2 separate regions of the Mus musculus genome follow, and region 2 is linked to region 1. A link is a contact called in ENCODE Hi-C or POLR2A ChIA-PET data. All regions are on one chromosome and are shown on one strand. Each heading gives the region's core, a stretch centred on a gene start or an enhancer-like site at or near the end of the contact. The rest is flanking DNA. Distances are from core to core; before and after follow the strand shown. Region 1 has its middle 75 kb from the start of Gm31610. Region 2 overlaps Gm31813 (a long non-coding RNA gene).

The links. Hi-C counts contacts between places; a loop is a spot of excess contacts on that map. ChIA-PET counts read pairs that join two places held with the same protein, here RNA polymerase II (POLR2A).
Region 2: a map of heart shows a loop between it and region 1 (2.5-fold over the local background). The contact joins two enhancer-like sites. A Hi-C loop is called at or near these places in 13 of 37 maps with a recorded cell type or tissue (Patski, T-helper 2 cell, gastrocnemius and 2 more). POLR2A ChIA-PET finds 5 or more read pairs at or near these places in 1 of 5 experiments (Patski).

What each region holds. Positions count from the first base shown.
Region 1 is chr3:21,563,020-21,566,709 of GRCm38, forward strand. No RefSeq gene overlaps it. Among named protein-coding and RNA genes, the nearest start is that of Gm31610, 75 kb to the left of the region's middle. Within about 2 kb of position 1,597, at least 1 of the 3 ENCODE cell types and tissues checked has a DNase peak (open chromatin) inside an H3K27ac peak, as active enhancers do; it is heart, where a contact is called at or near this core.
Region 2 is chr3:21,933,281-21,936,970 of GRCm38, forward strand. The region is part of intron 3 of Gm31813 (a long non-coding RNA gene); the gene reads right to left. Among named protein-coding and RNA genes, the nearest start is that of Gm31813, 29 kb to the right of the region's middle. Within about 2 kb of position 1,596, at least 1 of the 3 ENCODE cell types and tissues checked has a DNase peak (open chromatin) inside an H3K27ac peak, as active enhancers do; it is heart, where a contact is called at or near this core.

The DNA.
Region 1 (3,690 bases), core at 347-2,846:
CACCTTCAGCTCTGCCAGACACATTGCATCATGACTTATGCAGTGGTCTTTGGTTACCATCTCATTCATGAAAACCTGCTAATGAGGGGTGGAGCCTAGATCCAAACCATATGCTCCTTGACAGCAGAGTGATTAAGAACTTCCCTGGGCCAAGATGTACAAAAACAGTGTAGTGTGGCATATGAAAATGTCCTTTCGGCAGTAGAGTGCCTTTGCTCAGAATATTCTAGAAATTTAAGATTCTCTATTCCCACTAATGTTGAAAGGAAGCTCCAGGGCAAGAACTAAAATAAAATAAAACCTCTCACCCACATTACAAAGGAAATGAAGGAAAAAACTTTATGTATTTAAACAGTAAGAAGTTAACCAGTTCCCAAAGTTGAGTAAATTTGTTTCAATCTTACAAGTTTGACCAAAGATCAGTTAAATAACAAGTAAAAATTCTCTGTAGAGATTTTTAGAGATGACTAGCAGAATGCCGTATGCCACTGATACCTGTGTTTCCCTCAGGCCTAACGAGTCAAGAAGAAAACCAACCATGCTTGCCAAGTTCCCTTAATTTCCCACAGTGGAACAATGTCTGCTCAAGGAGCCTCTGTCCTGAAATGACTCAAGGCCTTCCTCCCTTGAGCAAGCACAGAAAAACATGGGGGGAGGGGACCCACATGCCAGAATCTTGCTAGCCCATCAAGGGCCTCATTATATAAACAGTAATGAAATGACTGGGGTTGATAAGTAACTAAACTTGCAGGTAAGTGTTCAAACTAATGATTTCATATATGTACACGTCTATACAAAATACACTTATCTCCCTTCCCCAGTCTATTACAAGGACAACAAGATTCTAATAAGGGCATTTCATTGTTCTAGACAGCAAACCTTCATTGGTTTTTTTTTTTTTTTTGGGGTGGGGAGGTTGTTGTTTTGTTTTGTTTTGTTTTGTTTTTAGTGTCACACAAGACAAAACCTATTGCGTTTGAAAAACAAAAGCATTTTTAGATCAAAACAGAGCAGGGACTTGCAAGATGAATAATACATACAAGTAAGGCACCCACCTCAGTTTTGTTGTGATTTATCAGCATGCAAGGGATGGGACAAAAATAAAGGGAAAACGATTCGATTGTTAAATCAAGCCTTCTCAGCTTCCTGGCTGTAGTCAATTTGCCAAAAGCCTTTTCTCTACTGTAATCCCATTTTTCAACATCTCATAACTAGAACCTGATTGATCATGTGGTCACATCCAGCCCAGACTCATTAGGCCAATTAAATCAAAGCATGTGTGCTGGAGATTCCAGCTCAGGGGCTGCTGCAGTGCCAGCAACAGCTTGGCTTGCCCACATTCCACAGGGTCTTATTTCAAGTGGTGTGATCCCCACATGGACGGTTTGATTTATTAAAGGGGACATTTTGTCACTCAGAAGGACTTCTCAGGACACTGGGTGGTGGGAGAGCAGTGAAACCAGGGCAATGTGACAAAAATAGGAGAACTTGTCACCCAAACCCGGAGGCAGCTCACACACACAGCAATGTATTTTAAGCATGAAGAAAATAGACTCTGTCTTAACAGCCTGGTTCTGTCAGAAGAGCGTCTCCCAGAGAGCCCTTCTTGGCTGTGGACTGTTCTGAGAACCTTTTTCATCTTTGTTGCCAAGGCAGCTGGGGGGAGGGGAAGCTGTGCTGGGTTTCCAAAGAATTGAGCAGCCAATACTATGAGCTTCCAGAACAGTGGGGCAGTGGCAGCCTCATCCTTAAGGAAAGGGGACTAAGAGATACAAGGAAGACTCAAGCTTGGGCAGTTTTTTAGAACCCTGACTCTGTCTGAAGAAAGCATCATGTGAGGTTCGGGTCTAATGGGTTAGGGACTAATTAATTGGCCAAAGATTTGACAAGGCTGAGGGTGGAAAGGCTCTTGGTTTTAGGGAGTATTTGGGTGTAGGAAGCAGCCCTGAAAGGTGAGCTCCCAGTCTGACTTTTAGATCCTGACAAGGAACATGGAGATGGAGGGAGGGAGCAGTGGAAGATTGTCTGTCCACGCTTCAGGGAAATGCCCTGACCTATTCACTCCTCTGTGCCCAGAGCTACAGCCTCAACACGCCTGAGTAGGAAGGATGTGTCTAAATCCACTCTGTGCTTTTGGTTTGTTTTTATCTTTGGAGAGAGAGAGAGAGAGAGAGAGAGAGAGAGAGAGAGAGAGAGAGAGAGAGAGAGAGAGAGTTTAAAATCTATTTTTGCCCAGGCATGAGTGATCATGCCTGTGTATCCTAGAGCGTGGGAGGCAGAAGGCAGGAAAGTGGCAGCTCACTTGAGATCTACATAGTGAATCCCAGCTAGGGGTCCATACTGGAATCCTGTCTCAAAAACACAAACAAAAAGATTTTCTTTGTGGCCACACAATTCAGTTCTATATTAGCTAATGAGTCACTTTTATGGACTTTTCAAAAAACTTACATACCACAGAACTTTAGAATTAAGAGCATTTTGGCCCAATATATTTGGTTACAAATGAGAGGACAGAGGTCTAGAAAATTTATTTCTCGAAAGAGATAAAGAAAGCTAAGAACTGAGCTAAAGATTTTCAGATGCAAACTTAAAGCCTTACTCAAAGGCTTCTGTGATGTGGAGGTCAGGGGTGGAGCTCTATTACAGGCATGTCCCCCAGAGCCCAGACTGCTCTCCACAACCCAATTCCTACTGGTCCTTTCCTTCTGCAGTCTTCAGCATCCCCCATCTCCTTGAGTAGTCTGATGCTTCTCACTAACACTGGACTTCAGTGGGCAATCAGATGACACTCCATCTCCACACAGCACAATGAAACTTCAGCCAGACACTTGTTCTTTCTTATCTTTCAGAAAATAAGCCATGAATTCCAGAACCGTCTCTGTGAGACAACTGGTCATCTCAGCTTGTTCTAACCCAGGGCCCCATTCATTCAGGACACCCTGGAGTGTTCAAGGAAAGTGATCTGCAAGCAGTAGGTCAGTAGGTCACACCCAGCAAGGAAACTCACCACAGGACAGACTGGAGGACACAGAAAAGTGATTCACAAAGAACCACCTCCTAGTTTCACTCTGTGAGGGTGCAAGTAGCCACACAGGACAGCAGGGGTGGGGTGGGGTGGTGAGGACCTAGAAAGGGTCCTGGTGTCATCAGCAAAGCAGGTGCTGGTGAGAAAGAGCATTGAATCAGGTCAACCAGGTGAATGACACTGGTTTCCTTTAAGGATTGTCTGATGCATATAGTATAATTTGATCAGATTCACTCCAGGTATCATCGTTTTTGTGTGTGATCCACTGAGTATAATCAGGATTTTTATGCAAGAGTATGGATGGGATGTTATTTACTGGAGCACAGCCATCTAACCAGTGGCTGCAGCACTGGAGAAAATGGCTCCTCTCCCCCTCAGAGTTCTTAACTGCCAACAGCTCCTCAGGGAGAGAAGGGTCAGGAACAGCCTTTTAAAAGATATCTATCTAGGGAGTGACTGCTGATTTTCTAAACTTCTTTTCTAATAACTGGAATGGTGTGTGTGGCAGGTGAGTTGACAGAGACTAGACTGTGAAGGCCACTGTAACAGATGGAGCATTTTAGTCAGGGTACAACCAATCTCTTCTCCCTCTGGCAAAACAAGACTACTGATTAAATGTGGTATGGCCTTCAATCTCCTGGGGTCACATGGACAGTAACAGCTCT
Region 2 (3,690 bases), core at 346-2,845, 370 kb after region 1:
CTTTAACAACAGAAAAGACAAGCACTTCGGGGTTGGGGGAATAAGATACAACAGAGCTTGCTTATGGATATGGGCTCCTCGAAGAAGAGCCTACATTATTGCCTTAGAATAGTCATATATATGATATATATGTCATTGTGTGTGTGTGTGTATGTGTGTGCATATATCACATATATGTATGTATGTATATATATATGTATGTACACACACATATATACACACATATATGTATGTATATATATATATATGTATATATACACACACACACATATATATAAATGGTTGCATGATTTAAATAAATCTTATTTATTTCAAGGAATTTAGATGAGATCCCAGAATGGTTCCTGGGCACCTTATGACAGGATTACAATGGATAAGATTAACATAAACCCTGAGTTACTGGGATATTAGAAGAAAGGATATTTCCACTGCAAACCAAATTAACATCTTTTACTTCTAGAAATGTATTATCATATATCTCCACGATATATGTATAAAGGTTCACATCCCAGGCTGTGCATGTATAGGTAAAAGAAGAAGTCCGGAGTTGGTTCTCTCCTTCCACATGGGTTCTGGGGATGGAACTCAGATCTCCAGGCTTGCAAAGCCCCACCCCCACGTCGCTACCCACTGAGCTGTCTCACCAGCTTTAACAGTCTTGTTTGTAAGCGTTCCAAACAATATTCTGTAGAGAAAAATCAAGCCATCCTCAAGATAATGTAAGCTTAGGACTTAAGCATGATTCATTGCTAATTTGGCAAAGTATTTCTATGTGAAAAGAATCTTTGGGGTGGGGAGAGGGCTCGGTCAGTATAGCACTTGCCTCACAAGTGTGAGGACCTGAGCTTGATTCCCTAGAACCTACACAGAAAGTCAGGCATTACCATGAAACCTGCAGGATGGCAAAATGGGAGGTAGGAGCAGGCAGGTGGGCGGACCCTCTGGCCATCTAACCTGGCCTACTTCAGGGAGCAGACCAGAAGCTAGAGGTAGGACGCAAGTGCCTTTGCTGCATTTGCTGAAGACCAGAGATGAGTCCCTAGTACCTATATCTGGGAGCTTTCAACCACTGAAAACTCCAGCTTCAGTCGATCAAACATCTTCTCCTGACCACAATAGACCCTTGCACATACATACATACATACATACATACATACATACATACATACATACATAGAAACACCCATACACAAAAACAACAAAAAACCTGAGAAACCCCCATCTCAAGCAAAAACTGGGGATCACCTGGTGAAGAAGGACACTTGAGGTTGCCCTGTGACCTTCACATGTTGGGCCTTCAGACACATACACAGGAATATTGTTTGTATGACAGCAACTTTCACAGCAAATTTTAACTTTAAAAAGAAAAAAAATCTTGCTTTCGGCTGGCTAGAGGTTTCAACTAGGCCCCAAAATGAGGGTTCATTTTCTTCCTGACCCCATAAGTTCCACTTTTCTGCACGTCTCACCATTTCAGACACTTCTAGGGAGGGCTATCAGGGGGCCATCTTGGAGATTTTTTTGCCCTGACTCCTAGCTTTGTGCATCCCAGCTGTGGCTGGATTTGAGAAATGGCAGCTTCAGATTGCTCTCTGTCAAAGCATTTAGGGGGAAGTTGCCCTAAGGTTCTGAAAGGACTGGCTGCAGGAAGAGAAACCCTTACTAGTGAGAGGCTGTCTGCTCTGCTTCCTCCAGGGGAAACTTAAGGACTTTAGATCAGGCAGCTCCCTGCCGGGAGCAAGGGGGGGCGGGGGGGGGGGGGTGAGATCAGGCGAAGGAGGGCCAGCCCTTCCCCTTGTCATTCTCCAAATTAGGGCTGGCTGCCATTATTTTTTTTCCAATTAAAAATACTGAAGAGAACTTAAAGGAGACCAGTCCTGTGTCTGTAAATAAATAGCCTGTTTGGCTATTCAGAAAAGGCACCATGTTGCGTGAGTTATTGGATGTATTGTCTTTAATATGTGAATGTGTTCTCTAAAACAAAGTGGCAGCCATCTATACAATTAATTAGTATCAAAGCTCCTTTCATGTACCCTTCACAGCAAGGGGGAGAGAAGTAAACTACTTAAACGAATAAACTTTTAAAAAGAAAGAAAGAAACCTAAATAAATAAATAAACCCCTCACTCTAGGCAAAGTAACCCCCGGAACTTATGATAAAGAGATCTTAATTAACCCCAAATCCATCTACTCTTCTCTGCTCCAGAACCGAAACAGAATGCTAAGGCAATTTACTCGGAGAGCAGTTTTGCACCATAAATCTGGGCCATGTTTTTCTGTGCGTTTGCCCTGCAGTAAGCTTAAAGAGAAACTCAACCACCAAACAGCCTTGGAGGCAAAGCAAAGCCCTAATCACCCGCAATGGTGATTGCATAACACCCGCCTCCCAACCCCCACTCCTAAGCATCAAGAGGCAGGCTTTGGCTTCTGGTTAGAGCACATGCCTTTCTTTTTTTTGCCTGTGTGAGAATCATTGAAAATGCTCTTTAAGGACCAAAAGTCAGGGCACGTGTGTTTTCAGAAGAAATGGAGGTCACTTGAGGGTGACTTCTGAGTACATCCCCCAAGCCAAAATGAATCTGTATCGATATCTAAAGTGCATCTGCTTTTAGAGCAGAAGCCACCATCTGTTCCTAATTGGTGCCCTGGAGGTACTCCCTGTGGAAAAAAAGGGCCTGGCCGCAGCAGCCGCGCCTCCCCGGGGCTGCAGACTCCGCTCGGGGCCTTGCTGGTGCAATCGAGTGCTCCTCTCTTAGATAATGCCAGGTATTCTGGAAAGTAGCCGTGTAATAATACACAAACCCCTGATGATGTCAGCGTGTTATTGACTTTCCAAGTCTGAATGACTGAGCAGAGGAGAGGGGGGGTGGGGCGCCATCCATCCGGCGGCGCAGAGACCAGCCGAGCGAAAATGGGCTCACAGTCCAGCGGGGGAGGGGAGGCGCGGCGGCTGCCTGGCCAGGCTGGATGGATCTCAGCCGCATCAGGATCGCCTTCACCGAGTCAAGAGGGGGCCTGGGCTAGGGAGAGGGGGGTTTCAATGTTATGTTTAGCCAAATATTCCTCTGGCCGATATAACTGCTACCACCACCTACCTCCAAGCGCACACCACGTGGCAGAGCAGATTACAAAGCTAGCAGCAGTCACCAAGGTAGGGGAGGTTGGAAAGGCCTTGCCCCATCCCGCCCCCTACACTCCAACACGCACAAGATACTGTCCTCAATATCTGGAAAGCTCCAGGTCCCTTTTTCCTGTAGAGTTCTCTCTTCAGAGAGCCTCTACGAAACTGCTCCTCAGCTCTGGTGACATTTTGTGGGTCATGTTTTACATGTTTCCTTACAGGTACACAGTGTGGGCTCCTGTTCCCACCTTGCAAACTGACCATCGGGTACTCGGACCATGTTCAAGGCTAGGTTAACAATATTTGCATTGAAAGACCCAGAACCTCCCCTCCCCCGACTTTTGCTACCAACTAGGGTGGGGCCTGTGCCACCCAGCTGGTGTCTCCTTGTCTCTAGAGCCCTGGCTTTTCTTTTAGCACTCTCGCACATCCAGCATACCCAGCTTGGATCCTGGCTGTCCCCTGTCCCAGACCAGAAATCGGCTTCCCCTGCCCCAGGTGTGTGCAAAGGCCACAAGAGTCTTCGCTCTGGAAGGGGAGGGCGGGGCCTGTGCAGAAAGGAAAGCAAAC